Linked DNA regions of Homo sapiens: region 1 is linked to region 2. A link is a loop called in an ENCODE intact Hi-C map of the cell type or tissue named here. Cell type or tissue: heart left ventricle. All regions are shown on one strand. Links, peaks and the distances in the headings refer to the core of each region. The heading gives the core; the rest is flanking DNA. Region 1 overlaps RERE (arginine-glutamic acid dipeptide repeats). Region 2 overlaps RERE (arginine-glutamic acid dipeptide repeats).

Region 1 (15,519 bases), core at 2,996-10,995, 45 kb before region 2:
TCACTATTAGGGCTTGATTTTGTTTTTCTAATTATTGCAAAATATTTCAAACAGAAAAGTATCAGGGCTTATTTCCATTGTCAATAATAGGATTTCTTTTCTTTTCTTTTCTTTTCTTTTTTTTTTTTTTTTGGAGATGGAGTCTCGCTCTGTCGCCCAGGCTGGAGTGCAGTTATGCAGTCTCGGCTCACTGCAAGCTCCGCCTCCCAGGTTCACGCCATTCTCCTGCCTCAGCCTCCCGAGTAGCTGGGACTACAGGCGCCCGCCACCACGCCTGGCTAATTTTTTGTGTTTTTAGTAGAGACGGGGTTTTCACCATGTTAACCAGGATGGTCTCGATCTCCTGACCTTGTGATCCGCCCGCCTTGGCCTCCCAAAGTGCTGGGATTACAGGTGTGAGCCACCGCGCCTGACCGTGAGCCAGGACTTCTCAATATAGTTTTCTTCTCAATTCCCACTCCCATGTTTTTCTAGAAACATGATTGTAACTCCTGTCTTACTTGATACAAAAGCTCTTGTTCTCTTTACCTTGTGGCATGCAGTCTAGTTAGACCTTGCCAGATTCTATTTCAGTTTTTAATAAGCCTTTTTATGTGGAAGGATGGCCTTCTCTTGTTAACTGAAGTTTACATAGTCATAAAGGTTTAATACCACAGTGTTTTCGGGCATTGCTTTCTTTTATTGGCATTCCTTATGTATGAAAAAGAAATATAAGTTATTTGAGGGGCTGGCAAGATGGGTAAGAGGAAAGACATTTATGTGCCATACTGTTTTTCTTAATAATTTGTGCTCACATAGATATAAACAGTTGGAATTTTCCATTTGAGGCCAAAGTGATTGCCAGTAGAAACAGGCACTGCATTTTGGCAGTAAGTACTGTGATCCTATAGCTATTCCTGTGCTGAGAGTTTGTTCCCATTAAAATGGAGCCGAGGCTCGAATCTATTAATTGTGATAGTCTGAACTATAGGGATATTTGCCTGGGCAGTGGTCCAGTTTTCGTGAGGGTAATCTATGAGAGACTGGCTGATATTCCCTTGTGTAAGTGAAGTACGTAAGAGACTTTTGGTGCTGGTGTTGGAAAGAAAAGGAGGTATTAAAAAATTGGGTGACTTTTTAAACCAAGGGCCTTGGACAGTTGCCGTTCTCAGTGTAAACAGCCTGACCTTGGCGTTATCCTACATATGAAAACTAGTGGGGATGGCATGAGAATGCTTTAATTATTTGAAATGTATTACTTATAGAAACTGCACTCAAATGAAGTATGCTTGGGGCTTTTAAAGTGTTATTGAACAAAATGTTGCTTGCAGGGATTTATTTGCTGTTGGTATTTGCTAACCTATATTTCTTATGATTTGGCTGTGTCTTGGTTACCTGGATGACTTTTAGATGGAGACATTTATGACTTTGAAGCCTAAATAGTCTGCACCATTTTATTAGCTAGTAAAACAAATGGAAGGTTTGAATTGGTCTTTAGAAAGACTTACAAGTTGTGGTTGCTGTGGTTAACAGTCAATGGATTTATCCACTTGGAGCTTATATTTTATATCATAGATTCTTTTTTAGCCTTGTAAGATCTATTCTGACTTTGAAAACTAGTTTGCTGATATTTTAAAAATATATCTATCTAGTCTGTTAGGAAACCGACATTAAAACTAAGTTTCAAAATGTATCTGAAATTATAATCCTTGAATAACTAGTTCATTTTTAATCTTATTTGAAACTATACCCTTGAGTAATACTTAGGAAAATAGAGTAAAAATTAATAGTATTGTTTTGAAAAGTAAAGCAAAGCATTAACCTCAGTCTCAGTCCCAGCTGCTCAGCATGGGAAAGGCATCCCCCTACTCCCAGTAAGATTTTTTTTTTCCTGTCATGTATAATTTGAAAACCATTAATTGTGTTAGGTAAATAGGAAAAGCAAACAGGAGCAACCTTCCTTTGGGATACCAGAATTCCATTAAGCTAAGTTTTCCGAGATGTTGAATTTTTTAATTAAGTTTCAGTATTAATGGCCCATGTTTCTTCCCCCCACCGACCCCCCCACTTTGGAAATATAATTCTTTGTTCTGCTCAAGTGTCTTAAATCCTTCTTCTGAATCCTCTCAATTGTGGTATCATAATCCCCAGGATTTGACTATTGAAATGTTATTTATTTATTTAGAGACGGAATCTCCCTCTGTTGCCCAGGCTGGAGTGCAGTGGCGCGATCTCAGCTCACCGCAACCTCCACCTCCCGGGTTCAAGTGATTCTCCTGCCTCAGCCTCCCAAGTAGCTAGGACTACAGGCATGCGCCACCATGCCCAGCTGAGTTTTGTATTTTTAGTAGAGTTTTAGTAGAGATGGGGTTTCACCATGTTGGCCAGCATGCTCTTGATCTCTTGACCTCATGATTCGCCCGCCTCTGCCTCCCAAAGTGCTGGGATTACAGGTGTGAGCCACCACGCCCGGCCGACTATTGAAATATCTAAACTATCCCAGTTGACAAAGTTGGGATTTTGGGGGAGCTTTTGGTAACCCCAGGCCTGTGCTGTCTAGGATGGGATGTCTGAGGTGAATAAGGGTGCTTACCTTCATGGCCCCTAGTGAAGGGGCCAGGTGGGCCAGGGGTCTTCTCTGAAAGGTATCTGAGTCCCCTCATTTCTTTTTTTTTTTTTTTTTTGAGATGGAGTTTCACTCTTGTTGCCCAGGCTGGAGTGCAATGGCACAATCTCAGCTCACCACAGCCTCCGTCTCCCGGGTTCAAGCAATTCTCCTCCCTCTTCCTCCCGAATGGCTGGGATTATAGGCATGCGCCACCATGCCTGGCTAATTTTGTATTTTTAGTAGAGATGAGGTTTCACTGTGTTGGCCAGGCTGGTCTTGAACTCCCGACCTCAGATGATACACCCACCTTGGCCTCCCAAAGTGCTGGGATCACAGGCATGAGCCATGGTGCCCTGCTAAAGTTCCCTCATTTCTAACGGTCTTGCTGGGGCTGCCTCTGCTCCTCCCCAGGCTGGTTGCTGTTACACAAAGGGCCCATTTCATCTCAGCAGAGTTGGGTTTTGTTCCACCCTCTTCAAATTAAGATTGGGCAGGTACAGTGGCTCATGTCTGTAATCCCAGCACTTTGGGAGGTTGAGGTGGGAGGATCACTTGAGCCCAGGAGTTCAAGTCTAGCCTAGGCAACATGGTGAAACCCCATCTCTACAAAAAATACAAAAAATTAGCTGGGTATGGTGACACGCACCTGTAGTTACAGCTACTCGGGAGGCTGAGGTGGGAGGATCACTTGAGCCCAGGAGGTCGAGGCTGCAGTGAGCCAAGATCACGCTGCTATGCTCCAGCCTGGGCAACAGAGTAGTCTCAAAAACAACAACAACAACAAAAAACAAAATTAAAATTTATTTTATTTTATTCTTGGACTTGACTCTGATTCCTCTTTTCCATGCATTTTTACTCTGCACACATGTGTGCATGAATGCATATATGTATTTATATAGAATATAAAGCCTTCTGGGCAGGGACCTCATTTTAATACCTCTTTATGGCACCCTTAGAGTCCTGTAACAGCCCTTACTTTTTATTTGCTTAAAATGAAGTATGTGTGTGTGTGTTCACGCATGTATAAATAATAGGTTCGAAATACATTGTAATCATGGGTAGATAATTAATGGTCCTAAGACGTGAAAACTCTTCATTGTTTTTAAACGAACATTTTCCTCATCTTTTGCTCTTCAGTGTGAGCAAAATCTAACAGACCAAAGGAAAAAAAAATCCATCAACAGTCATAGGAAGCTTACAAAGCTTCGGAGATCTGGCACCACCAAAGCTTCTCCACCTGATCTGCTTTGAAATGCTCTTTTTAAGACCAGTTTGAAACCTGGATATCCCAGGCCTTAGACTTTGTGTAATAGACAGAAAACCCCTGTGAACTCTACTGTCCCAGGACAATGGGACTAGGACTTGGGGTTCACTCTGCCACACTGGTCCTTCCTGTTCTGTTTATTGTGCGCAGTAAATCAACTCTCCTGTTTGCGCAGCGGTTCTGTGTTCTAGATTATTTATAAGATTGAAATCCATTGTTTATTTTTCTCAGCAGGTTTATTGAGCCAGTCAAGAATAAAATACTGTCTTAAGCAGTAGAGTAAGCCATTAGCCAATTGCAACTTGGCTTCAAATTAATCCCTAAAGGGTGTGCACATGAACACACACACTTTGTATGTCCCACATACATGTGTGTACTGGAGGTGAGAGCCAGGGGAGGTGGAGGAGCTTTAGTGGTGCCAGATCTCTGCAGCTTTGTAAGCTTCCTATGACTGTTGACGGATATTTTTTCCTTTTAGTCTGTTAGTGAGTCATCATCATATGCCATTTTATTATCTTGAAAACAGTCTGTGGAATTTTTTATCCCGTGTCTTTGCTGTATGAGTGAACCACCACAGAGGGTGTCGGGAGCAATATTAAGCTGGAGACTTTCTTCAGTGATGCTTCGCTTATGTATTTGCAGCTGCTGCCATTGTCGCTTTGTTCCCATGTGCAGGAGTTGGATTTTTTTGATTGTTGTTTGGCAAGAAATATTAATAGTAACTTTTGTGTGTTTGATTATTTTCGGGGCCGGAGCAGCATCTGTCCAGCACCTTTGGGATTTGGTGGTTATTGACTTAGGCACAGGGCTTCTAAGATCAGAACTTGGTTCTTCTTCCCACAAGTGCTCTGTTTTGGAAATGTGCTAATGACACACATTGAATTATGTCAGAGGTTTGTGGCCTTAAGTTGTCGAGGGAGGTGTTTTCATTTGGCGAGAATCTGTAATTTGTGGAACAATAGGATTAAGTTCTAAAGGAAATAGGCCCGATGAATCTGTATAGATGGCTAGTTTCGCAAAGTAAAGCACAGAGCCAGTGAACTGGGGGCAAACTACACGTTTTGGATAATGTGAGCCTAAAAAGAAAAACCCTAAAACTTTTAAATAAATTTCTAAAAACCAAAACCTTTTAGTATATGTAATTTACTGGCTTAAAACTATAAATATTATAGTTTTAATAATTTTGTAGATCAGGAATTTAGGTGGGACTCAGCTGGCCATTTGTTTCCATGTCATGTATCCAAAGCTCACTCTGTAGTATCACCTGGTAGATGGGTTGACCTGAAAGGTCCAAGGTGGCTTCCCTTATGTGTCTGCCACCTTACGGGAGATGGGTGGGAAGCTGGCTCATCTGGGGCTATTAACCAGAATACTGGCATTTGTCCTGTCCTCTGGGGTGGATTTGCCCATCAAAACTTGAAGTTCTAGCAGGGCAGGGTAGATACTCCTACTATAGTTCCAACTACCTGGGAGGCTGAGGCAGGAGGATATCTTTAGTTCAGCCCGAGCAAGCTAGCAAGACCCCATCTCTTTAAAAAAAAAAAAAAAAAGACTTGAAGCCCTTATTTCTTTTGATCTTGTAAATCTATCAGGTGACTCAGGAGAAAAGTCCATGTGCCTCTCTCCATTTTATGGCCACCAGATGAGTTGAAGGATGTAATGCTTCTTTATGTAGTAATTTTGTATTTTTATTAAGATGTCCATGTTTACCAATAGGAATACCCATTTGTCCAATATATCTTAGACTCATACAAAAGTGTACCATTTTCTTTTGTACAGTACTCTGTTCTAGTTATTATTTCTCCAAATGCTACATACCTTACCAGGCATGTCTATAAATACTTACATTTGTTGCAACATTTTTCTGGAAATCTGTCATTTGGAATGTTTAACTAGATAGTGTGAATGTAAAATGCTCCTAGTTTATTCCTGATGCTAGTCAATCATCAAGCACTTACTGAACTTATTGAGCATGGGGAGAAAAATAGTGAGCTGCGGTTGTGCTCCCTGGGGGTGTCTTACTGGCTGCCACGGTGCATACTGGAGGGAAACCAAGTGCCGAACAATGTAGTGTGGATATTAAATAGTAATGGGAGGATGAAGGCTTGGGGAGTCTTGTGCATCCTGGAAGATGGACACTTGGGGCTTCAAGCTCTTTGAAGGATGGGTGTTTTCAATGTTAAAACTTGTTTGAAAGGCCTTGCCGAAGGAAGTCCTTGAAGTAGCTTTCTTGTCTGTTGAGGTATTTCTCACTACCTGAATCTTCTACAGCATTCCTGCAGACTGGGGACATCGAACCCATTAAATGAAGCCATTGTGGTTTTGAACAGTTCCATTTTTCGGGCCGCCTTCCTTTTATTAAGCTGAAATCTGTATCACTTCACCTTCCATACATTGTTCTGATCTCGTCCCTTGGAGACTTAGAGGATTCTTGCCATAACGTCTTCCTCATGGAGGCTCTTCATGTGGGCCTGTGTAGTTGGCACACCCCCTGCCTGGGCTTCTGGCTATAGGCTGCTCAGGCCTCTGCTTCCTGCAACAGCCGTTCTGGGTGAGGTCTTGTGGACCTTTATCATTCGGCCCTTTGTAAAAATTGATGTCTACAAAGAGGAGAAAGTGGCAACAATGGCCCCAGCCGTGTCCCCCAGCCAGGGCGGCCCCCCTCCCCTGCCCAGCCCTCCTTACCCAGCAGGCAGGCAGGTATGCATGCATGTGTGTTAACTTAGTGCCTCCTGGGTGTGCATCAGTGCACAGTTCCTAGACTAACATAAAGTCACATATAGGTTGTGTTTGTTCTGTTGAGTTGAGCATGTCTTTATCCCAGCTCTCATTTCCCACAATGAGAAAGCATTAATGTTCGGATTTAGTAAAAAAAAAAAAAAAAAAAAAAAAAAAATTGCCTGATTGAATAGTGCATACCCAGGCTAACCATTAATTACACCATTTCGACACTTAGAATGGACCTGAGCAAAGATTTCCAGTGCCAGAGCCCAACATCATCATGCATGAAATAGTAGGCTCTTTGCTCCTGGGAGAGGGACCATTAGCTTTGATCATGTCGCCAGGCCCTCCCCAGGAACTTGTCCATGCTGATAATCTTAGCACCAGTTAATTTCTCAACCCATTCCTACATGTTTTGATAAACTGTGGCTAAAGATTAAGATAGCAACCATTTAGCAGACATACGCCTTCATGAGTGTGCTGCTTTTGTTTCAAATCATCTGTTGAAAGAAAAGCTTGAAAGACAGAGTTCTCCATTTTGCCCTCTCATAAACAAAAATTCTGGAAATGAGCTGTTCACAGACTGGCCTAGGAGCCCTGGATTTTAAGGTAAAATCATTGCTTTGGGATTTGCTGTCAGTCCAAATTGGACTTTCTGCTTTTCATTGAGCCTTCCCCCTGCTTCTATTCCTCTCCCCAAAACAGTGCTGCTCACAGGAACTGTGTCCCGACAGAAGTGTGGACAGTTCTCCTTTTCTCTCTGCTGCCTCATGCGGTTGTTAGAACAAGCTAATTCCATCTGAGTAGGTAGTATAGCTTTTCTTTCTGTTTACTATTGCTGGGTGACAGGAGAGCAAGGGCAGAAGTTATGGTAGATAGCTCAGCTTTACAACCATTGTCGGGGCTAAACATGAATCCTCAGCAATCGGGTTGGCCATTCCTCTTCTCAAACGTTGTACTCCCTCTGCTGGTTTTGAGACAACTGATATTTCCTTAAGAAGTGTGAGGCTCTGCCTTCAAAACGGCACAGTCTCTTTTCCCCAGATCTGCAACTGTGTGTGTTGCACACCCACAAAGAAGACAGTTCTTTCTGGCTGTGGGGAAATGATTTCAGTTCTTGGGCAAGGATGGCAAGGAATAAATGTAGAAGAAATTCCTTTCTGATACCATTCTCCTACCTCACATCCTACCCCCAAATCATTGCGGGACATTTAGACTTGTTTGGGGGACCCCCAAACACAGCATTCTCAGGCGTTGTATTCACTTCTACTTGTTTTCTTTGACCACCACCACCTCCTGCCCCAAGCCCAGCCTCCACCTCCCCGCAGCACTCACGGCAGGAGTCATTTTTTATAGCACACATAACCTTTACACCAAAAGGAAAAAGTGCATTGCTTGTAACAAAATGAATCTCTTTTCTGCTTTTATTTTGAAAAGTCCTCCCTGTTGTTTAATGTGGAGGATATTCATGCTGAAAGCCTGTTCCAAGTAGGCATTTGTGCGTCCCAGAGGAACTTTTGATTTATTTCCTTAACTCTGCCCTCCTTTCTCTGTGGTTCAGAAACCTTTAATGATCTGTGAAGCTCAGAGACTTCAGTGCGAAACAGTAGTCGTTTTAAGAACCCCTCCCACTATATAAAAGGCCTGCCAGTTTCCACATGCTGGGTTTTTGACTCCCTGAAAGGCTGACCTCTTACAAATTTTGGTTGTACAGCAGGGCATCCTGGGTTGGGGCCTTGATAATGCTTTTGTGAAATCTTTTTCCCTCCTCCTCTTGCTCTCTTTGAAAGTTGTAATGAAAATTCCGGGCTCTTGGCCAGCCTGTGGGATGTGATACAGTAGAAATGTTTCTGGTGCCCTTTGTTACTACTCGGCTTTGATTAGGTTTATTTCCCGTAAGCTTGATTTTGCTAGCCCTTCCCCCACCCTCCCTTTTTTTAATGGCTGAGGAGGTTAACTTAGCCAAGGTTAAGCGTTTTATTATGCAGGCTGCTTCAACCTAGTAGAGTCACTTTGGCCAGGCTTTTGTGGCAGAGAGAGACAAGGGGAAGCTATGTTCTCCCTCTGTGTTTGCATTTCTTCCTCCCAAGGCTGCCTTTTACTTTTAATGCCAGCGTTCATAGAAGGTAACAAGCTAGGTAAGCTGTATTGGTTTCCCATTTCTTTACTCAGAATGTTCCAGGAAACCATTGTACAACTTGTCTTGAGATTTTGTTAGTCAAGGTAAAAATCATGGTAGACCTCTCTAGGGTTTCTGCCAGGTGGAGGGCAAGGCCTTGAGAGCCGCAGTTAACAGCAGCACGCCTTTGATCCTCCCTGTGGTTCTCTGTTTCAAAAGAAAGAAGTGGCTGCAGCTTTAAAAAGGTTTTAAATGCTGCTTTGACCTTGTATTTATAGCTCTTTCGCCCTTGCCATTAAGAACATTTTATAGACATCAGCTCAGCAGTCATCCCCATAAGTCTACGGGGGCTGCCAGTATCATTCCACATGCACAGGTGGAGAAACTGAGGCACGGTGATACTAAAAATGGCACCCTCACAGGTCTTGTCCAGGTCATGGGGTGGGGATGAGCCAAGAACTAGGGCCTTGAGAGGTAGGCTTCCCCCACAGAGCTTCTGTTGCAAGTGCTTGCATCTGGGACAAGATTTGCTTTTTATAGAAAAAAAAAGTGGAATTTTATTATCTTAGACATTCTTTGTTCACAGTAGGATTCCTTGGCCACCTTATAAAGTATAAATGTATGTGCTTCCTTTGTATCCTAGAGCTGTTGAGATGCGAACTGTCTCATAAGGTAGCAGAAAGCACTGTGATGGAAGCTTCTGTTTCATCGGTGTCCTGGAATCTGCTCCATCCCCTTCTCTAGGCAGCAATATGGTCCTGCTTCCTTCTGGGTTTAGGTCCTGGGAGCCTGTCACAATTCTGTCACACAAAAAGAGAATTCCGTAATGACCAGCACAGCTGTATCATTTCAAGGTTCTATGCTAAAAATGTGCAGATCACCAAATAGTTGGCCACTGAGAGAGCCTGTACCACAGAGGGTTTCCTAATGCGAATGCCTGCCCCAAACACTGCAGACAGCACTTTCTGGACTTCATCCTCCATGTTCATTAACTTTCCACTGATTTAACAGTTCTAACCAGAGTTATTCTTGATCTTTGATGAAGTAGATTTTTGAACCTCGGGTGTCGGGTGTTTTGTTGTGGAGATGATGCGGGCTCTGTAGCACATTTGTGGCAGGGTTCTTTTCACCCTCCACAAAGTTGTATGAGCTCTGACTCTTGCCTGGGCTGAAAATGCGGTCTAAAATTATATATGTACGTAGTACTTCTTAGGTTTTTTAAGATCCTCACTGGACTAAATGGAAGAGAATTCTAAATTCTCAACGTGTTCTAATTATTCTGAACTATTCTCCCTCTCCCAAAAACACATACAGATACACACAAATTTATTTTGTGTGTAACCCTTGACTTTCAGAAAGTTTGGGTTATTCTATGCATAATTTTTTAAAAAACCATTTGGTTTAAAATAATTTCAAACTTAAAGAATTTGCAAGAAGAGTATAAAGCATTCCCATATATTCTTTACCCAGATTCTCCAAATATTAACATCTTATCACATTATTTAACCCTCCTTTTGTGTGTGTGCGTGTGTGGTTTTCCCCCCACATGAACCATTTGAGAGTAAGTTGCGGACCTGTTGCCCCTTTATTCCTAAAAATGCACCTTAAAAAGTAAAAAAGTTGCATTACTGCTTTCTTCTCTTGAAAATATTAATCTGACTGGGGACAGCATCATGCCTATAATCTTAGCACTTCTGGAGGCCAAGGAGGGAGGATCGGTTGAGCCCAGGAGTTCGAGACCAGTCTGGGCAACATCGTGAGACCCTGTCTCTACAAAAAAATAAAAATAAAAAAATTAGCCAGGTGTAGTGCCACACACCTGTAGTCATTTGAACCCAGGAGGTTGAGGCCGTAGTGATCCGGGATCACACCACTGCGCTCCAGCCTGGGAAACAGAGTGAGACCCTGTCTCGATTTAAAAAAATATTAATCTGGTGGATTGACTCACTCAGAATCCTACTGCTGCAGTTAAAAATCATAGTACATTTAAGTTTGGCTTTGTAGTTGTTAGGGGGAAAGGGAAGGGGTCTGTTTTTAGTAATTTTTTTCCCCCTTGAAAACACAGAAAAATTTACAGTAGAAAATTAAAATCAGGCCGGCTGCGGTGGCTCACACCTGTAATCCCAGCACTTTGGGAGGCTGAGGCGGGTAGATCATGAGGTCAGGAGATCAAGACCATCCTGGCCAACATGGTGAAACTCTCTCTACTAAAAATACAAAAATTAGCTGGGCGTGGTGGCGTGTGCATGTAGTCCCAGCTACTCAGGAAAATGAGGCAGGAGAATCGCTTGAACCAGGAAGTTGGAGGTTGCAGTGAGCCGAGATCGCACCACTGCACTCCAGCCTGGCAACAGAGTGAGACTCCGTCTCGAAAATAAAAAGAAAAATCAGTAATTCCATCACTAAGAGATGGCCACTAATTAACGTTTTGGCCCATATTCTTCCGACTGTTTCTAGGCATATATCAATAAATATTTTAAACAGAAATGGCCTCATTCAGTTCTATAACCTAATTTTTAATTTTATTTTTATTTTATGACTATTTAAAACTTATCTGTATTGATCTTTTGCTTAACGCATGTATCTATGGAGTCATTTTTGATGGTTGCATTTTTAAAAGATATCATGTTATTAACCAACTTCTAGTTTTGATCATTTATTTTCAGTTTCTGGGGTATTTTTCGGGGGTGGTTACTGCTGCAAAAAAATTTCTTAATGAGTGACTTTGTCTTATCTGGGGGCAGTTATTTCCTTAAGATTCATTCCTAGAAATATTTATTTCAAGTAGTGTGTGCATTTTTAAGGCCTTTGGTAGCCAGTGCCTTGCATCCTCCTGAGAGATTATATTGGCATACCGCTACCAGCAGAGCCATGCTCCCTTCTCACTCTTGACCATCACTTACTATTCTTTCAGTGTTTTAACTTAGCCTGCAGTCTCCTTTTTCTTCGAAAACTTTATGATACTTCAAACAACACCTCTGCCACTCCCTCACCCTCCCCCACGCCCCAAAAAGCAAACTCAGAAAACCGACATATAGTCAGTTGGTTTATCCAGAGTCAGAGAAGTGGCACAGGGACCAGGGGCTTCATCTCTCCAGCTTTGGCAATATTTTGGTGACTGTCTAGGGCTAATTGTCATTCTCAAGGAGGGTGGGGTGAGGAGCCAAGCTTTCAGGACTGTGCTCTGGGTCCTCCATATCACCTCACCCAGAGCAGCCTTCCACCTCGCCCTGACACGGTTGGCACCAGTCTGCTGCCACCTAGCCCACCCTTGTAAGGAGCTGTATGGGTTGTCGACCCTGCTGTGATTTTACTATGGTTTTTGATTGCCCAAGGACTCTTCTTCTCTGTCTCACTGTTAATCAGGAAGTAGTTTAGTCAACAATTACTGTGGGAGAGTAATCTCAGATTAGAATCTGTGGGACACTCTGCTTTTAAAAACGTAGGGTGATTTGAAATTTAAAAGCTAAGATTTTGGCCAGGCTCACGAACCTGTAGTCTCAGCACTTTGGGAGGCTGAGGCAAGAGGATCATTTGAGGCCAGGAGTTTGAGACCAGTCTGAACATAGTGAGACTCCATCTCTTTTTTTTGTTTGTTTGTTTTTTTTTTGAGACAGAGTCTCACTATGTCGCCGAGGCAGGAGTGTAGTGGTGCGATCTCGGCTCACTGCAAGCTCCGCCTCCTGGGTTCATGCCATTCTCCTGCCTCAGCCTCTCCGAGTACCTGGGACTACAGGCGCCCGCCACCACGCCTGGCTAATTTTTTATATTTTTAATAGAGACGGGGTTTCACCGTGGTCTCAATCTCCTGACCTTGTGATTCACCCACCTCAGCCTCTGAAAGTGCTGGGATTACAAGCGTGAGCCACCGCACCCGGCCTCTATTTTTTTTAAAAAAAAGCTGGGTGCAGCGGCTCAGGCCTATAATCCCAGCACACTGGGAGGCCGAGGCGGGCGGATCACGAAGTCAAGAGATGGAGACCATCCTGGCCAACATGGTGAAACCCCGTCTCTACTAAAAATACGAAAATTAGCTGGACGTGGTGACGCGTGCCTGTAATCCCAGCTACTCAGGTGGCTAAGGCAGGAGAATCACTTAAACCCGCGAGATGGAGGTTGCAGTGAGCCGAGATGGCACCACTGCACTCCAGCCTGGTGACAGAGTGAGACTCCCATCTCAAAAAAAAAAAAAAAAAAAAAAAGCTAAGATTTTATTAAGAAAAATAGAAAAAGAATAACCACAAAAGAAAGCAATTTTTAACAAGGAAACATAAAGGTAATAGCAGATATTAATGAAATGGGAGGAAAAAATGAGATGATCCACATTAAATCAAAAGCTGATTATGTGAAAATAGCAATATAGGCTGGGGGCTGTGGCTCACGCTCGTAATCCCAGCACTTTGGGAGGCCAAGGCCAGAGGATCACTTGAGGTCAGGAGTTTGAGACTAGCCTGGCCAGCATGGTGAAACCCTGCCTCTACTAAAAATACAAAAATTAGCTGGGTGTGGTGGTGGGCGCCTATAATCCCAGCTATTCAGGAGGCTGAGACAGGAGAATCACTTGAACCCGAGAAGCAGGAAAAAAAAAAAAAAAGAAAATATGAATATAATACAGCAAGGCTGATCTTGTAAAAAAGAAGGACAAGTAAACAGTATTAGAAACAAAGAGCCAGTGCAGGAGAGAATTTTAAATACACAAACCCACACATGTAAGGGCTACTGTGAAAAGTTTTATGATAGGAAATTTCAAAAGAGACAACAAAATTCTTAAAATTGACTCAAGAATAGAGATTCCAAATATGCTAATAATTATTAAAGAGACTGGATCATTGGCCGGGCGCGGTGGCTCATGCCTGTAATCCCAGCACTTTGGGAGGCCGAGATGGGCAGATCACGGGGTCAGGAATTTGCAACCAGCCAGGCCAACATGGTGAAACCCCGTCTCTACTAAAAATACAAAAATTAGCTGGGTGTGGTGGTGCGCGCCTGTAGTCCCAGCTACCAGGGAGGCTGAGGCAGAAGAATCACTTGAACCCGGGAGGCAGAGGTTGCAGTGAGCTGAGATCGCGCCACTGCACTCCAGCCTGGGAAACAGAGCGAGACTCCATCTCAAAAAAAAGCGAAAGAAACTGGATCATTGGTTTGAATACCCCTTTCCCAGCACCAGCGCCCCCCAGGCAGTTTTACAGGTGAATATACCTGATATTTAATTAACAAATCTTTAAGCTATTTCTCAGAGGCTAGGAAAAGAAGGCAAGCTTCACAACTTTTTTTAAAAGGCTAAGTTTAACCTTGATCTCAAAACCATATAAATACGATCTAAGAAGGAAACATTTTTTGTAGGCCAATCTCTCCCTTCACCAAGCAAAACATAAACGTCTTAAGTGGAATATTACCGAACTGAACCCAGCAATGTATAAAAAGTACTACATGGTGAGCAAGTAGGAGTTATCCCGGGAATGCAAAGATAGTTACCATGAGAGACTCTAGTCTTGTGTTCCAGCTGTCCACCGTTGCATGACATACCATATCAACCCATCCAACCTTTTTGTTCTGTTTATGGATTCCATGGTTCAGGAATTTTGAATGGGGCAGTAAGGGTGTCTTATCTTTGTGCCGTGATTTCTGGGGCCTCAGCTGGGAAGACACAAATGGCTGTGTGTGACATAAACAGCTGTGATCTTCTTTACTCACATTTCTGCCACCTGGCTGTGATGGTGACTCTGAGGCTGAGCTCGACTGGGATGGAAACCTGGCGTACCTATACTTGGCCACTGCATTTGGCTTGGGCTTCCCACAGCATGATGGTTGGCTGCGTTCTGTGGCCATTTCTGACCTAGCCTTAGAAGTTACACAGCGTTGGCCGGGCGCAGCGGCTCACTCCTGTAATCCCAGCACTTTGGGAGGTCGAGGCAGGTGGATCACGAGGTCAAGAGATTGAGACCATCCTGGCCAACATGGTGAAACCTCGTCTCTACTAAAAGTACAAAAATTTGCTGTGTGGTGGCGCACGCCTGTAGCCCCAGCTACTCGGGAGGCTGAGGCAGAAGAATCACTTGAACCTGAAGGTTGAGGTGGAGGTTGCAGTGAGCCGAGATCATGCCACTGCACTCCAGCCTGGCGACAGAGCAAGACTCTGTCTCAAAAAAATAAAATAAAATAAAATAAATTTACACAGCATCACTTACACTGTGTTGTATTGTTTACAAAGCAGTCACTAAGTCCAATTCACATTCAAGGGAAGGGAAAGTAGGCTTTTTTTTTTTCTTTTTGGATAGGGTTTAGATGTCGTTTAGGCTGGAGTGCAGTGGTACATCACGGCTCACTGCAGCCTCGACCTCCCAGGCTTAAGCAGTCCTCCCACCTCAGCCTCCCGAGTAGCTGGGACTGCAGGTGCATGATGCCATGCCTGGCTAATATTTTTATTTTTTGTAGAAATGAGGGCTCTCTCTGTTGCCCAGGCTGGCCTCGAATTTCTGGGTTCAAGTGATCCTCTTGTCTCAACCTCCCAAAGTGCTGGGATTATAGGCATGAGCCACTGCACCCAGTTATAGACCCGATATTTATTTGTTTATTTATTTATTTAGTGACAGGTTCTCACTCTGTTGCGCAGGCTGGCGTGCAGTGGCAGGATCTCGGCTCACTGCAAACTCCACCTCCCGGGTTCAAGCGATTCTCCCACCTTGGGCTCTGGAAGACCCCATCTTTTGATGGGGAGTTACAAGGTCACATTAAAGATTATGTGAGGTGGGAGATACTGTCTTGGCCGTCTTTGAAAATGCAGTTTGCTACGTAATATAACTCACTGAGAAACAAGTGCATTTGTTT
Region 2 (15,321 bases), core at 7,322-15,321:
AGCATTTTCAGTGGCTGCTGAGCGAGGAAGCATTTTCAGTGGCTGCTGAGTGAGGAAGCATTTTCAGTGGCTTCCTAAGCCACCATTCCATGATACTCACCTTCAGAGCAGCCACTTCCAAACATCGGCATGTGGATTGCGTTTTCACTGGCCCATAAGAAATAAATGTAGCCATTTTTCCTAACAGTAAATGTAATCAAAGAACTTTTTCTGTTTACTTTTTTGGAGATAAAATGTCATTTCTTTTACAAAATAATGATGAGATCAGGAGGCAGTTACTTCTAATGACCTTACATGGCAAAATAAGAAAGTGGCAATTCGGTATCCATTTCTCAAAAGTTTTATCCTTTTAATTTCAGGTGAATTTTAATTCTCCAGAAATAATCATTTCATCAGATGTTTACTGAATACTTATTCAAGATGTTGTCTTAGACCTGTGGGGTACTCACAGATGAGATAGCACGTACTTTGGCAAGTTGGGTGGGCCCATGTATGGTTACAGCACAGGGAAGCCTGTCTGTGCCAGCACAGAGGCGGGAATGAAAAGATGTAGGAGTGAAACCTGTATGATGCCATCCAGTGGTGGGGGAGTGAAGTGAAGGGAAGGCTTCATGGAGAAGAAGGCAGCAAATGTGATGAATTGAGTCCTGAGTGATGAGGAGGACTACAGGGCCTGGACAGAGGAGGAGGTGGGGGTGGTATGGGGCTCAGGGGCTCACCCAGCAGGCAGGAGAGTGCTGAGGAACAGAAAACTGGCCATTGTGTTTGACATAAGCCAAAGGCCGTGAGGCGGGGGAATATGGTAGAAAGGAATATGGTAGAAAAGTCTTCCGGTAACACAGAGAAAGTCTCAGAAGAAGTAGTCAAGCAGCTGGGCCTTTGTTCCTTAGGCCCTGAGGAACCTTTGACCGTTTGGAGAAGAAGTGGCAAGGTACTAGCGGGGCTTTGGGAAGACTCACCTGGTCTGTGTGCAGCATGGGAGGGCCGGCCCAGGGAAGAGCTGTGGCAGGACCTCAGGTCCAGACGTCTGAGTGGAGGTGTGGGGCCAGGGTGGGATTAGCAAATGGCTGAGTTCATCCACCAGAACAACACAGAGCTTAGGAAATCTCATTACAGTGTTCAGTGTTGGCAGAAATCTTGAGCTATTGCAGTTCCTTTGCACTGTACAAATGGAGTGGTAAATGTAGTGGTAAAAAAAAAATTTTTTTTAACTGATTTTTTAAAATGTTATAAAAAGGTGCCTGGGTAAGGAACATCTTCATGAGTGTCTTAGACTGGCCCCACCTATTTACAAGTTAAAGCCACAAGACCTTCACGTACTTCCCTCCTTTCCCTTTGCCTTTCCCCAGAAGAGGATCTGGAGGTGGCACCGAGGGACTGCCTTGCCTGGAGGCAGCTGCCTCCTCACTGTGGGCTTCCTCGTGGGTGGCGGTTTAGATCAGAGCCCTTCGGCCTCTTGAACGTAGGAGGCTGAGATTTCAGAATTCCACTTCTCTGCGTGTGCCTTCAAGCAGATCATCATTCTCCCTGCTGCACTCAGAGACCACAGAGGTGATATTTAACGATTAGCAGCAGAGCCCGCTGACAGTGCCAGGCTCCTTTAGGGATTAGAGGATTCGGTTGGTTAACAAAAGAAGGAGCCCAGGAGAACAGTGCTTTAATTACCAGAGTTGTTACTGGAAGACAACCGGTTGCCTCCTGGAAAAAGATCTGTAGAAGGTGGCTGCTCCTGAATATCGCTGCTGGTTCTGCCCAGTGCCCGGCTTCTCACCTCAGATGTTCTGAACAGTTGTCAGATCCAGCCCTTGAATCGTTGGGGAGGGAAAGGAAAGAATGACTCGCATAGGATTCCATGCCAGGAAATGTTCCTGACTGCACTCGGCAGCAGCGTTGGAGCACTCCAGTTAGGGCAGCTCTTCAGGGGACAGCGTCGCATGCAGACTTCCTGGGACCGGCTCTCAGGGCCACAGCTCTTTCCTCATGGCCTGGGTCACTCTCTGGGCCCGGGTTTAGGAAGCAGCTCTACACCATGCTTCTTTCTCCCTCTCTGCCCTACATAATTTGAGGCCTTGTTTTTTATTATTTGTTGCTTGCTGGGATTTCTCCCTGAAAAAACATACCTTAAAAAAAAGTTTTAGATCTCTCCACTTCAGTAAGGAAGGGGTGGATTTCTTCATCCCCTTTACGTGGACCACCAAAGAAGGAGCCAGATGCTCACTGTGGGGCATTTTTTCAAACAAAAGTTTAAGCAGGGGAACAACATTCTGACTCTAATTGCACATTAGCACCGAGAGTTAAGGCATTGTGTAGAGATTATTTAGCTGCTCCTTCTGTATTCATGTTAAAATATTTGTTTAGCCATAGGAACAGATAATCTTGTGTCTTAAAGAATTAAAATGATTTCTTCTAAATGCTTACTTCTAAGACTCTGCGATGGGGTCAGGTGCGTACAAGGATGTGCACTCAGCAGCCCTGCCCCTGTTGGCTCCTGTCCCATCACGTAACTACAGTCTGCTCAGCTGACAGTGGTAGGTGGGCTTCGAAGACCTGTGAAATAGCTTCGGAAAGAAATTGTGTTTATAATCCTGTTATCCATGAGAAGCTTCCAGGCCTGCCTCCTCATCCCCCTTCTCTCCGACTGCCCCCTCCTTTTTAGTGGGCGATGCATGGCCCAGAAAGGGTGCCCATTGGAAACTTCGTTTGTGAAAAAGAAAGGAGCTGCAGCTGACCCTCACTAGTGGCACAAGGCCAGAGCCTGGGCATATGTGACGTTGCAGGGATCTGGTTTAGATGCCTGCCTGCCTGTATCTCCCCTCTGTCTGCATGGGCAAGGAGGCAGGAAACTGGTGTTCCAGGGCCTTCCTTAACATAGCCGTAAGGCCAGCAGTCCTCATCATTCTTTGCTGTTGGTCGTAAAACTGTGTTGTGACAGTGGAAGATTCTCACTGTTCTCTGTGAACTGAATCGAAAGGGGGTGCGCATACGGTTATTTACAAAGGACTGAGTCCTTCTTTGGCTTAATTTAAAACACACACACACACACACACACACACACACACACACGACCTGATGGTAGGTGGCAGGCTGCAGACACCCTGGATACCGTGTGTGGGAGTCTCCAGACCTCATCTTCTATTGCACTCCCTCCCCTTCCTCAGGGGAGTGTCCAGACTTCTTGGGTGATGTGGTAATAATGATATAATTACCAAAAAAAGTGGGACTCAATCTTGGGTGTACCCTTATGCTTCTAATATGGGACAGCAGAAACCATTGATTTAACCTTCTCCTGCCTCCATGTCAGCTTCTCAGAGGATCCTGTCTGAGCAGTTCATGCTGGGCTCGGGCAGAAGAGAAGCTGGGCCCCATACTGTTTGAAACAGGCATGCTTGCTACGAGTGAGCCTTTTATAGTCAAAATGCTTCCAGTGCCTTCTTCTTCAACAATCTCTTCTACTCTTTCACTCCCCCATGCCCCTAAAGAGAGAGAAGACATGTGGCTTATCACAGGACAGGTTACAGGTTCTCTTCCCGTAGCATTCCACTGCCTGTGGGAAATTAAATAGCAGTTGTGTTGGTGGATAGTGTTTAGTTTACCAAATGCGCACAGGTAAGTTGGCCTGTTGGAAAGCCTGGGAGGAGACCCTGCTCACATCTGTGCACACATGCACATACACAGGGGCACCCACTTGGCCCCTGGGTCGGGTTGCCTATCACTTACCCAAGATAAAGCAGAACTGGGCCTGGCCAGAACAGCAGAACCAGTATTAATACCTGAAATGGGTACAGGCAGCCTCTAGGAGGTAGGCAGCCCCGGCCCCTGTTGCTCCAGCCCAGATTGCCCAGGCGGCGGAGGGAGCTCTTAAAGACCTGTGCTGATGTCTTACGTTGTGTCTGTGTGAACTTGATAGACTTGCAGCCTAACCCTGGAGGGGGCAGAAATAAAGTGGTGGCTGAGGAGGAGAAAGTGGCCTGAGCCCAGCAGGCCCCTGGATGGCAGGAGCGGCTGCCGCTGAGCTGTCCCTCCGCTAGGCCCAGAGTCAGCTGACTCTGCATCCTTAGCTTTTTCCTTCTCTCCTAAGGCCCTTCACCCAGATTGCCTGGTGCCAAGCAGCTTACTACTTCTTCCCTCTCTCTTCCATGTGTGGCACTCCCTTCCCCTTGTTTTTCTTTTTGTGGGAAATTAAAGGAACCTAATGGTGCTTATTTTCCTAACTCCATCTTAGTGTATAGCCTGGAAAGACACCTCTGCTGGGAAGAGACTCCTAAGTCCAGGAGCCAAGCTCCTGTCATTGCCAAAGGCTTTTTGCATATGACCTGTGGGAAAAATTTAGCCCCCCCACCGCCAAAAGAAAAAGGAAAGGAGAGAGAATCTGCTAAATATAGCCCAATGGATTTGAGCACTTCTCTTGGCAAGAGCTGCAGCCGGGAACACTGTCAGTTGGAGATGACTTCGCCCTCTTCCTTTCCCATTTCTGCCCAGGCACTAAACCAGTTGAGTTCCTCATGCTGTGTGCAATTATAGCACCGAGACATAAGATATGTTGACTGTGAGACCTTGTTGTGAGATGAGGTGAGAGCATCAGGAGCAAAATGATCATTATAGGCCATTCATGTCGACAACATTTTATACCTCTGTGTTTGCTTGCAGGCAAAATCAGGAGCTAATTTGCAAGGCTGCCTTTGTGGAGCTGCCTTTTGATTAATGATTGCCTGTGTTAATGTTTCAGTAAGCTATTGATTTCTGCAACAGCTTTTGTTCCCTGAATTTATGTGCAGCGGGTCTCTGCAGCACACACTATGCATGTTTGATTAAAGTTCAATTGACTTCATTCCTGGCGAGGCCTCTAGCTGCTTCACTCCCTATTTGTAGAACCAGAGCTTTCCCCGACATGTTCTTTTGTTTGTGCTCAAGACCTTGCCACCCATGCAGTCACCAATATGCCATTTCCGATCCTAGACTCGCTTCATTCCAGTGTTGAATCCCTTGATAGGCATAACAGTGGTTGAGAGGCAGCTAATAAAACCCGGCCTGGATTTGTTGTTGTTTTTCTTCAGCTTTATTGACGTAACCTGCCATATATGGTATGAATACCGTAAAAATGCACCCACTTTAAGTACACAGTTTCATGAGTTTTGACCACTGTATACATTTGTGTCAGTGACACCACATTCAACTTACAGAGCATTTTCATCACCCTGGAGTGCTTACCTGAGTTCTTTTAGTTTCTTGTCCCCCACCCTCCAGGCTCTCGGCAACCGCTAGTTTGGTTTTTGTGATCTCTGGGAAGGACTCACGCAGCACCCACCGTCCCTGTCTGCCTGCTTTCATGCAGCATGGTGTTGCTGCATGTGTCGGTGGTCTGTGCCTTTTAATTGCCAAGTTGTAGTCCAGTGAATGTGGGGATACCATTATTTGTTTATCCATTCTCCTGCTTGTGGGCATTTAGGTTGTTTCCAGTTTGGACTGTTAAGAATAGTTTCTGGCTGGGCACGGTGGCTCACACCTGTAATCCCAGCACTTTGGGAGGCCGAGGCAGGCAAATAACGAGGTCAGGAGATCGAGACCATCCTGGCAAACACAGTGAAACCCCGTCTCTACTAAAAATACAAAAAAAATTAGCCGGGCTGGTGGCGGGCTCCTGTAGTCCCAGCTACTCGGGAGGCCGAGGCAGGAGAATGGCGTGAACCCGGGAGGCGGAGCTTGCAGTGAGCCGAGATCGTGCCACTGCACTCCAGCCTGGGAGACAGAGCAAGACTCCGTCTCAAAAAAATATATATATATAGAATAGTTTCTATGAATGTATCCGTGAAAGTCTGTGTGTGAGAATTTTTTTTTTCTTTTGGGTAAATAAGAGAAGAATTGCTGGGTTGTTTGGTAGATATCGTGGTTTGAGCATTCTGTATTTCCACCAGCAGTGGATGACAGTTCTGGTCACCCTGTCACCTTCCTGAATTGTAAGTTTACCGTTCTTACCACCTGTGACTTCACTGCTGTGGAGGACAGTCCTTCCTGCCTGGTCATTTTCTTTTCTTCTTTTTTTTTTTTTTTTTTTTTTTTTTTTTAGTAAAAGGCGAAAGATTTATTCGATTTGAAGAGAAACCAGTTGCCTGGTCATTTTCATCCTTGGCACTCAGATGGTGAAATCTGTTCTGGACTACTTCTTCTTTAAGTGTCAACAAAAAGTTGATGTTGATTTCAATGTTAGATTTCTTTCTTTTGGGTCTTGATTTTTTTCACTTGTTGGCAGAGATCAGTGAAGCCAGGAGCAAAGGTTTGAAAGTTAAGCCTTTTTTCTGTCTGGCATGGGGCAGTTTCTTACCTCACTGAACTCTGGCTTCTTGTTTTTAAGTGTTCTTTTATTTTTTTTAAAGAGATGGCCTCTCGCCCTGTCCCCCAGGCTGGAGTGCGGTGGCACATTTGTAGCTCACTGCAGCCTCAGCCTCCTGGGCTCAAGTGATCCTCTTGTCTCAGCTTCCTGAATAGCTGGTATTATTACAGGCACACACCAGCACACTGGGCTAATTTTTTAAACTTTTTTGTAGAGATTGGGCCTGTAGGGCCCAGGCTTGTCTTAAGCTCCTGGCCTCAAGCAATCCTCCTGCCTTGATCTCCCAAGTAGCTGGGACTGCCGGTGCACACCACCATGCCCAGATAATTTTTTTTTTTTTTGAGGTGGGGGACTAAATCTCACTATGTTGCCCAGGCTGGTCTTGAACTCCTGGCCTCAAGTGATCCTCCTGCCTCAGCCTCCCAAAGTACTGGTATTACAGGCGTAAACTGCTGCGCCTGGCTTCTTCCCTTAACCTGGGATCTGCAGGTTACTATCTTTTAAAGCCATTTCAAAACATATATATTTGATAAATAGAAATAATTGATTATAACTGTGTGTAGCAATATTGCATTATAGACAAATGCTATTTAGAAAAGTCAGGTTGCTGCTTTTTAACAGCCTTCAGGTAAGACTTGAAGGCATGGCAGAGGCTCAGGTACCACCTTCTCACTCGATTTTTCTCTCCCGTTTTTGGTCCCTTTTGTCTCGTATAGCTTTGCATTTCTTCTTACATCCCAAGCTTTTTTTTTTTTTTTTCTTTTTCTTTGAGACAGAGTCTCACTCTGTCGCCCAGGCTGGAGTGCAGTGGCACGATCTCGGCTCACTGCAAGCTCCGCTTCCCGGGTTCACGCCATTCTCCTGTCTCAGACTCCCGAGTAGCTGGAAATACAGGCATCTGCCACCAGGCCCAGCTAATTTTTTGTATTTTTTTTAGTAGAGACAGGGTTTCACCATGTTAGCCAGGATGGTCTCAATCTCCTGACCTCAGGTGATCCGCCTGCCTCAGCCTCCCAAAGTGCTAGGATTACAGGCGTGAGCCACCGCACCTGGCCACATCCCAAGCTTTTATCATTCAGTAGCCCCTAAAATGACTTGGACTGAGGAAGTAGAAGGAACCACTGTGAGTTTTTTCTCATTCTTCTTTCAAGCTCTGGAATTTGAGCTGTGACTTATCACAGCACCAGTTGCCCTTTTGAGCTCATGAAGCATGACCTTGGACAGAGCATTTGGAGTGTGACTGCTCCCTGCCTTGATTTCTCTTCCATATTTTCTCAGAGGAAAACCAGACACAAGTCAGCGTTTATGTCAGCAGTGATCTTGTAACCCCCTAGTGGGATTTACGAATCTTTTCCGTCTAGCCAACACCCAAGGATCAGTATAGATAAATGCATTTCCAAGTCTGGAAAGCAGGAAGTGAAAAGAGCTAGGAGGTTCACAGATCATGACCTTAGGGGCCAGGATGCTCATGCCCGCTGGGACAGTTGTAGCTCGCATTCCTAGACTAGCATGGGGGAGAGGAGCCAGTCAGAAATTCCAATGGCAGTATCTGCATTTCTCCTTATCATTCAGTTACCATCTCATGGAACCGAGGGGTGGGCACATGCACATACGTGTAGGGACATGAGTGTGCTTGTCCCGAGATGGCTCCCTGGCCCTGCTGGCCTGGGGTTATGCTTCATCTGCTAGGTATTGGTGATCAGGAGTAATTTGTTAAGTGTTAAGTGCTTGGGGAGGTTGAGACACGTCCAGTGCTCCAGGAGATACATGTGATGGGCTTTATAGGCCAGTCAGCCCTCCTTCAAGGCATTCCAGCCCTCCTTTAGGGACCGCAGCCGTGGTCCCACTTCTTACAAAAATGCCCAGGCATAAGATGCAGCTGTGGGCAGTCAAGTACTCAAGGCACGGCATCCCCTGCCTTGCGGAAGCCACCCCACCACCTAAAATCTGCCCACCTCTCTTGTCACTGTGTTCTGAGGCCATTTCCTCTGGGGGTGTTTTGGATGAAATCTGGTCTGATGGGTGAGTTTGTCATGTGGCAGCTACATGTCTTTGTTTGGTTTGTCTATTTTAGTCCTTCCAACACTAGTCTTTCCATCCCCCTCTCTCACTTTCCCCTCTCTCTTTTTGCCTCCTCCATTCACAAGACAGTGTTTGATGAGACAAAGTGAGGGTGCAGGTACCTCCAAGACAACTCCCAGCATCTAGTCGCCAAGCTAATAGACTTTCTACAGTGTTGATTTAATTAGAGGGAAACCAAGTGATCTGTGCTCTCTCACTTGGCTGTGTTTGTTTTTTGGGTTTTTTTTTTTTGTTTTTTTTTTTTGTTTTTTTTTTTCAGTTCTAGGTAAAGAGACTTTATCTTGGGATGTTTAAGAAATCGTCTTTTGTGTGTAGGGTGAGATGGCAGCCTGCAGCGCCCTGAGGGCTGGGGGTGCCCAAAGTGCCCTTTCTTTAAAAAGCTTACATTTGCTATATTTCCAAAAAGGTATCTTGCTTTTGTTTCTGCTGGGCCATGAAAAGAAGCCTGACCTTGTGGTGTGTGATATTTCACCTTTGCATCAGCACCACTGTGTGTCTGTCCTCTTGTAGTCTTTCTTTGCCAAGCCCAGTCCTTGCCTCTGGACGTCGTGCCGGCATGTCAGATGTGGGCCTTCAGATGGAGCCAGGTGGAGGCTGTGGAGCAGTTTCCTGAGCATGCGGTCTCTGTTCTTCCCCACCTTCTGTTTGGCCCTGGTTCCTCACCACCTGGGCAGTTTGCTTTGGTTGGTTGGTTGTTTCTGGGGGAGTCTAACTGGCCGGGCATTTCCTTCTCACACCTGTGTGATTTCACTGGCATTACTGTAAAGAAAGCATCGTTGTGTTCACACACATGCACAGACTCACGTGCACACACAGCTAGAATGTAAGCTCCTCGTGGGCAGGAATCTTCTCTCCTTTTCGTCCATTGTGGATGATGTGTACCTCCCATGTGTACAACAGCGGTGGGGTCTGACATAGCAGACACCCAACAAGTACTTGTTCTTGGTGTCTGGAAGTCAAGCTGTGCTGGGCTGAGGAGGCGGGCCCCATTCATGCAGTCCACGGGCAGCTCAGTGGCTGTTTCTTGGGCAAGCCCAGTTCCTCTCCCAACTCCAGGAGCGACTGGTCTTTATTCTCATCTCTGGCACAGCTGTTAAACACCCAGCTTTCCACTGTGGCAGAGAGGGTGCGTGGGGCACGGAAAAGCCCCAGGCCCTCCCCCACAGTCAGCCCTTCTCTTCTGCAGGGGGAGCTGATCACCTTCTATTACTATTGGAAGAAGACCCCCGAAGCAGCCAGCTCCCGAGCCCATCGTAGGCACCGCAGGCAGGCCGTGTTCAGGAGGATTAAGACTCGCACCGCGTCCACACCCGTCAACACACCCTCCAGACCCCCGTCCAGTGAATTCTGTGAGTAGGGGTCTTGGCATCACAGTGGGCGGAGGGGAGACTGTTCACGGGCAGCCTGTCCCACTCTGGGCCCGTAGGAGCTGATGGCTCCGGGAAGCATGAGGGGGTGTGCACCCGTGCTCCAGTGCATGTGTGAAGCCTGACCTAAACATAGACCGATGGTGGGGGCGGGGAGCAGGACAAGGATTCAGGAGGGAGACTTTAAAACATTATTTGTACATTTAAATATTTCTCATAAACTCAACATCATCTTAGGTTTTTACAAAAAATACACGTCTTGGCCTGGGATGTTTTTGGCCTTGTCCTGGGAAGGTTTTCCATTTGACAGATGATGTACTTGATGTCCTGCTTGAATTCTCATTGCACTTTTGGTTGTAAGAAGATCAGATTAACACTTTCTTCTTTTTCCTCCTGCTTCACCAAGATCCTCTTTTTGGTCCCAGTATGATGTACAATCTAATGATGCTGGAGCCCACACCTTCTCACCCCTAAAAAACTGGGGTGTAGCAAAAGTGCCTTATAGCTCTGTCCTGGCCCGGGACGCTGAACCTGAGGGGCGCCGGTGTTGCGCATGCAGGCGACTAGAAATCACCTAGCAGGACGGGTTGGGGGCGCTCGGTGAAGTTGGAATTTCTCAGGATTGCCTGGGCGTATTAGGGAGGGAGGCAGCATGGACGCGCTTGTCCCAGTTCAGACTCACCCGTTACGGGCATCAGTGGCAGGGCAGGCCCTTGGGTATGGCGCCTCACACACAGGCCCTCTGTCCTGGTGACTGACACTGAGGAGCTCGAAGTGGTCCTTTGCAGACACTGTCCTACCTCAGCCTGTGCACCCAGCCGCTCTGACTGGTGGCCAGAACCTGCAGTAGGCCAGAGGTCACAGGTGTTCCCCCCTCCCCCCCACCCCACCGGCCCAGCCTTGGCTGAGCATGATGGTGTCTCCCCCACCCCCACTATGTGCCTGCCACGCCCAGTGGACCTAAGTTCAGCCAGTGAAGATGACTTCGACAGTGAGGACAGTGAGCAGGAGCTGAAGGGGTACGCCTGCCGCCACTGCTTCACCACCAGTAAGTGGCCTCGTCACGCTCCTGGGGCGGGGCGGGGGCACAAGCACTTCCATGTTCTGAACATTTCATGCATCCAGCTGGAAACCTGCCAGGGACAGTACTTGATTTGACATTTGCATTGTGCTTCGGGATTCGAGAAAGTTAGAAATGTTTAGTTTACTTTACTCCTCTGCTTGGCAGTCGGTATGGAATACTGACTGGTAGGCAGGACAGATTGAGTGGGATTGGGGGGTTGACACTGTAGTTCCCAGGAGCTTGCTGCCAGCTTTTCCTGGGCACCCCAAGTTGAAGTGGGCAGCAGATGCCCCTGAAACCCTCTCCTGGCCTTGGGGGAGCAGGGCAGCACTAGCCCTGGGGTGTTGGGGCCCAGGGCTGCATGGTGCTGGTGGCATCAGGTTTGGGTAGAGCCCACAGAAGGGCCCCTCTGCCCAGACATCCCCAGGGAGAGGGATGGTTTCCAAGGTTGGCCCCCACCACTTCCCTCACACAGCCTCCAAAGATTGGCACCACGGAGGCCGGGAGAACATCCTGCTTTGCACCGACTGTCGCATCCACTTCAAGAAATACGGTGAGCTCCCGCCCATTGAGAAGCCCGTGGACCCGCCACCGTTTATGTTCAAACCCGTCAAGGAAGAGGATGATGGGCTCAGTGGGAAGCATAGCATGAGGACACGGCGGAGTCGGGGCTCGGTGAGTCCCCTGGGGCCATGGGGCTCCTGGCAACTTCTTCAGTTTCCTGGGATGTGTGGGGGCTTGAGCCTCCCAGGGGGAGGAAGCGAAAGTCTTGTTTACCAGACAAAGTCCTGGAGGGGAGCTGCTTTGCCCGAGGCGGTAGCTTGCCTGTGGGCTGGGAAGAGTTCTCTGTTCTCTCCTTCGAGGGGCCCCAGGGTGGCATCCTGCTCTGGGTTTTGTAGCAAGCTCTTAGCTTCTGGCTCAGTGCAGGCTCTCCAAGGCCCCTCTTGCTCTCCAAGGCTGCTGCTTGTGGTGTCACTTCCATTGTATCAAATCTCTGCTATTTTAAACTTGCAGGCTCTTTTGTGTTAGTGTGTTTGTGATTTTTTTTAAATGTTTGATCCCGTTTTGGAAACTTCCGATACATTTTTCTGCTCACTGCATAGCTCCTCCCATAAAGAGACTTTGTTTCCTAGGTTGGAAATGTGCCAGGGACTTTGGGAGAGGCTTTTTCCAGGTTTGGGGCTGAGGGTACTGACAGGGTCTTTCCCTTCAGCCTCCCTTATGGCCCCTTCTGGCAGGTGGGTGGGACCATCCACTTTCCTCTGCCCCTTGTATGCCGTTGAGGCTGCTGGCAGCCCGGCCCCCGCTCACTCAGAAGGGAGCAGGTCAACCAGCCAGAACCATTGTCTCCTGATCTCTTCTGAGCCCTCATGGCTTTGCAGAAACATGCTGAAGCGCTTGGCGGCTTGGGGAGCTGAGCTGCTTTACTTGACAGCTTCATCTCTTTGGGTCACTTCCTGTCCTGTCAGATTAAATCCACAAGTGTTTGATTTCATTTGGTTTGGTTGGGAGAATGGACGGTTATGAGGAATAAACAGAAAGGGTGTAGGGTGCTTTAAAGATGGCCCCAGGCGACTTTCTGCCGCTCAGAAAGTGTGGTTCATTTCCAGCACACGTTGTTCAGGACAGTCCCTTGGGATGAGTGCTTTAGGTTTGAGAACCGCCCTCTGGCGTGAGCCCACTGATTTCCCCACCTCTTCCCTGAGCTCCACACCGACCTTCATGCAGCCAGGGACAGGCAGGGCGGCCTGTTGTTTGCCAAGGTCTGGGATTTGCTGAGAGGCTGATAGGGTGTGCCTTCAGGCTTCTGCCTGTGGGTTGGGCTCAGGTGGGTCCACATGGGGACTGGGAATCTGGTGTCACCAGTCTTCGGTTTGGGTGGGCAGATGTCGACACTACGCAGTGGTCGGAAGAAGCAGCCAGCCAGCCCTGATGGTCGCACCTCACCCATCAATGAAGACATCCGCTCCAGCGGCCGGAACTCCCCCAGCGCTGCCAGTACCTCCAGCAATGACAGTAAAGCAGAGACAGTGAAGAAGTCGGCCAAGGTCAGGTGCTGGGGGGATAGTAGGGCCTACTCTGTCCCTCCCTCACATTAAAACTGGTTTGCTGGTATTCGTGATCAGCTCCCTCAGACACGAGGATGCAGCTCATTCATGGAGCCTGTCTGGACACCAGCATTGTCCTGGCCTAGGGGCTGCAGACCGAAGGCTGGGGGCCTAGAGAAGGGGGCTCGAGCACCAACTCTTGGGGGCCACCTCTGCCTCAAGCTTCCCAAGTTCTCAGAAAGTGTGGGGAGTGGTTAGAACGGCTCCCTCCAGAGCCAAGTACAGTCCTCCCTTGGTATCCATTAGAGATTGGCTCCAGAGCCTCCACCGCCCAGGATACCAAAATCCACAGGTGCTCAAATCTCATATACATCGACACATGGTTTGCATGTGACCAGTCACATCCTCCTGTAGACTCTAAATCATCCCTAGGTTACTTCTACTGCCCAGTGCAATGTAAATGCAGTTTAAACAGTGGTTCCACTGTCTAGTTCAGGAGATAATGACAAGAAAACATTGTGTGCACGTTCAGTATAGATGTAACCATCACAGTCCTGCCTACATTTTCAGTCCATGGTTGCTTGAATCTGAGGATGCAAACCCACAGGTGCAGAGGGCTGGCTCTCATTCCCACCCCCAGATACGTGTTCCTTCTTGGCCCCAGTTGACCCTTCTAGAGCTTTTTGCTCCTGGAGATGGAACTCAGAATGAGGGAGCAAAGTGTCTGCAAACCGTCATTTCCTTGCTGAGGCTGATGGGATGGTCTCCCTTGGCCTGATTGCTCCTTGTGGGCTTTTCCCCTGCAGAAGGTGAAGGAGGAAGCCTCTTCCCCTCTTAAGAGTAACAAACGCCAGCGGGAGAAGGTGGCCTCTGATACGGAGGAGGCTGACAGGACCAGCTCCAAGAAGACAAAAACGCAGGTGAGGTTTGCTGCTGAGCCTTGCTGAGTAAAGCTAATGCTTCTTCAGAAGCCCCCAGCCGGGGTTCTCCCTAGTTGGTGGCCGTGCCCTGTCTCCTAGGGTGGGGCTGGAGTGGCCTTTGACACTGGCTGGGTCAGGGCACGACCTGTGGTCCCGGAGCCAAGCTTGCTGCTTCATCTGCACAAACATTACTGTGTGTCCGGCACTGGTGGTGCAGAGCAGACAGGGCTCTGCCCTCCTGGGACTTCCATCCTTCCCTTCTCTGACTCCAGGAGATCAGCAGGCCCAACTCGCCATCTGAAGGTGAGGGAGAGAGTTCAGACAGTCGCAGCGTCAACGATGAGGGTAGCAGTGACCCCAAAGACATCGACCAGGACAATCGCAGCACGTCCCCGAGCATCCCCAGCCCCCAGGACAATGAGAGTGACTCGGACTCGTCAGCCCAGCAGCAGATGCTGCAGGCCCAGCCCCCAGCCTTGCAGGCTCCCACTGGGGTCACCCCAGCTCCCTCCTCAGCTCCTCCAGGGACCCCTCAGCTGCCCACGCCAGGGCCCACGCCCTCTGCCACTGCAGTTCCCCCACAGGGCTCCCCCACGGCCTCCCAGGCCCCTAACCAGCCACAGGCTCCCACAGCGCCTGTTCCCCACACCCACATCCAACAGGCACCGGCCTTGCACCCCCAGCGGCCGCCCTCACCGCATCCCCCGCCGCATCCCTCGCCACATCCCCCGCTGCAGCCTCTGACTGGGTCGGCGGGCCAGCCTTCTGCACCCTCTCATGCCCAGCCCCCACTGCACGGTCAGGGCCCACCCGGCCCTCACAGCCTGCAGGCTGGGCCCCTGCTGCAGCACCCAGGCCCCCCACAGCCCTTTGGCCTCCCTCCCCAGGCCTCCCAAGGCCAGGCCCCTCTGGGGACCTCCCCAGCAGCAGCGTACCCTCACACCTCCCTGCAGCTGCCAGCCTCTCAGTCAGCGCTGCAGTCCCAACAGCCTCCACGGGAGCAGCCCCTGCCACCAGCGCCCTTGGCCATGCCCCACATCAAGCCCCCGCCTACCACTCCCATCCCCCAGCTGCCGGCGCCACAGGCCCACAAGCACCCTCCCCACCTCTCGGGGCCCTCACCCTTCTCCATGAATGCCAACCTGCCTCCCCCTCCAGCCCTGAAGCCCCTGAGCTCCCTGTCCACACATCACCCCCCGTCGGCTCACCCCCCACCCCTGCAACTCATGCCTCAGAGCCAGCCATTGCCCTCCTCGCCCGCCCAGCCCCCCGGGCTGACCCAGAGCCAGAACCTGCCCCCGCCCCCTGCCTCCCACCCCCCTACAGGCCTCCACCAGGTGGCCCCCCAACCCCCGTTTGCTCAGCACCCCTTTGTCCCTGGAGGCCCTCCTCCCATCACCCCTCCGACCTGCCCCTCCACCTCTACCCCACCGGCGGGACCTGGCACCTCGGCCCAGCCACCCTGCTCTGGTGCGGCGGCTTCAGGAGGCAGCATAGCGGGGGGGTCGTCCTG

The links. Peaks named below come from ENCODE experiments on the same cell type or tissue, not always from the same donor. Only the 100,000 strongest peaks of a DNase experiment are listed, where the experiment ranks them.
Region 1: it touches region 2 in a loop (2.0-fold over the local background); 61 of 110 quality-filtered maps call a loop at or near these places.

What each region holds. Positions count from the first base shown.
Region 1 is chr1:8,401,200-8,416,718 of GRCh38, reverse strand. All of the region lies in intron 12 of RERE (arginine-glutamic acid dipeptide repeats), which reads left to right. Among named protein-coding and RNA genes, the nearest start is that of RERE-AS1, 16 kb to the left of the region's middle. In heart left ventricle, for the core only: CTCF peaks have their summits at 7,278 and 7,480; a DNase peak (open chromatin) is centred at 8,384; H3K4me3 peaks cover 2,477 bases; H3K27ac peaks cover 5,428 bases.
Region 2 is chr1:8,360,250-8,375,570 of GRCh38, reverse strand. RERE (arginine-glutamic acid dipeptide repeats) reads left to right here. Exons shown (of 23, transcript NM_001042681.2): 13 at 9,597-9,759; 14 at 10,733-10,825; 15 at 11,316-11,515; 16 at 12,727-12,888; 17 at 13,695-13,808; 18 at 14,081-15,321. Among named protein-coding and RNA genes, the nearest start is that of SLC45A1, 50 kb to the right of the region's middle. RefSeq lists enhancers at 1,208-1,900, 5,022-6,010, 7,614-8,114, 9,940-10,910 and silencers at 1,768-2,062, 8,062-8,231. In heart left ventricle, for the core only: no CTCF peak of the experiment used is centred there; DNase peaks (open chromatin) are centred at 10,828, 11,480, 12,650, 14,620 and 2 weaker places; H3K4me3 peaks cover 400 bases; H3K27ac peaks cover 5,496 bases.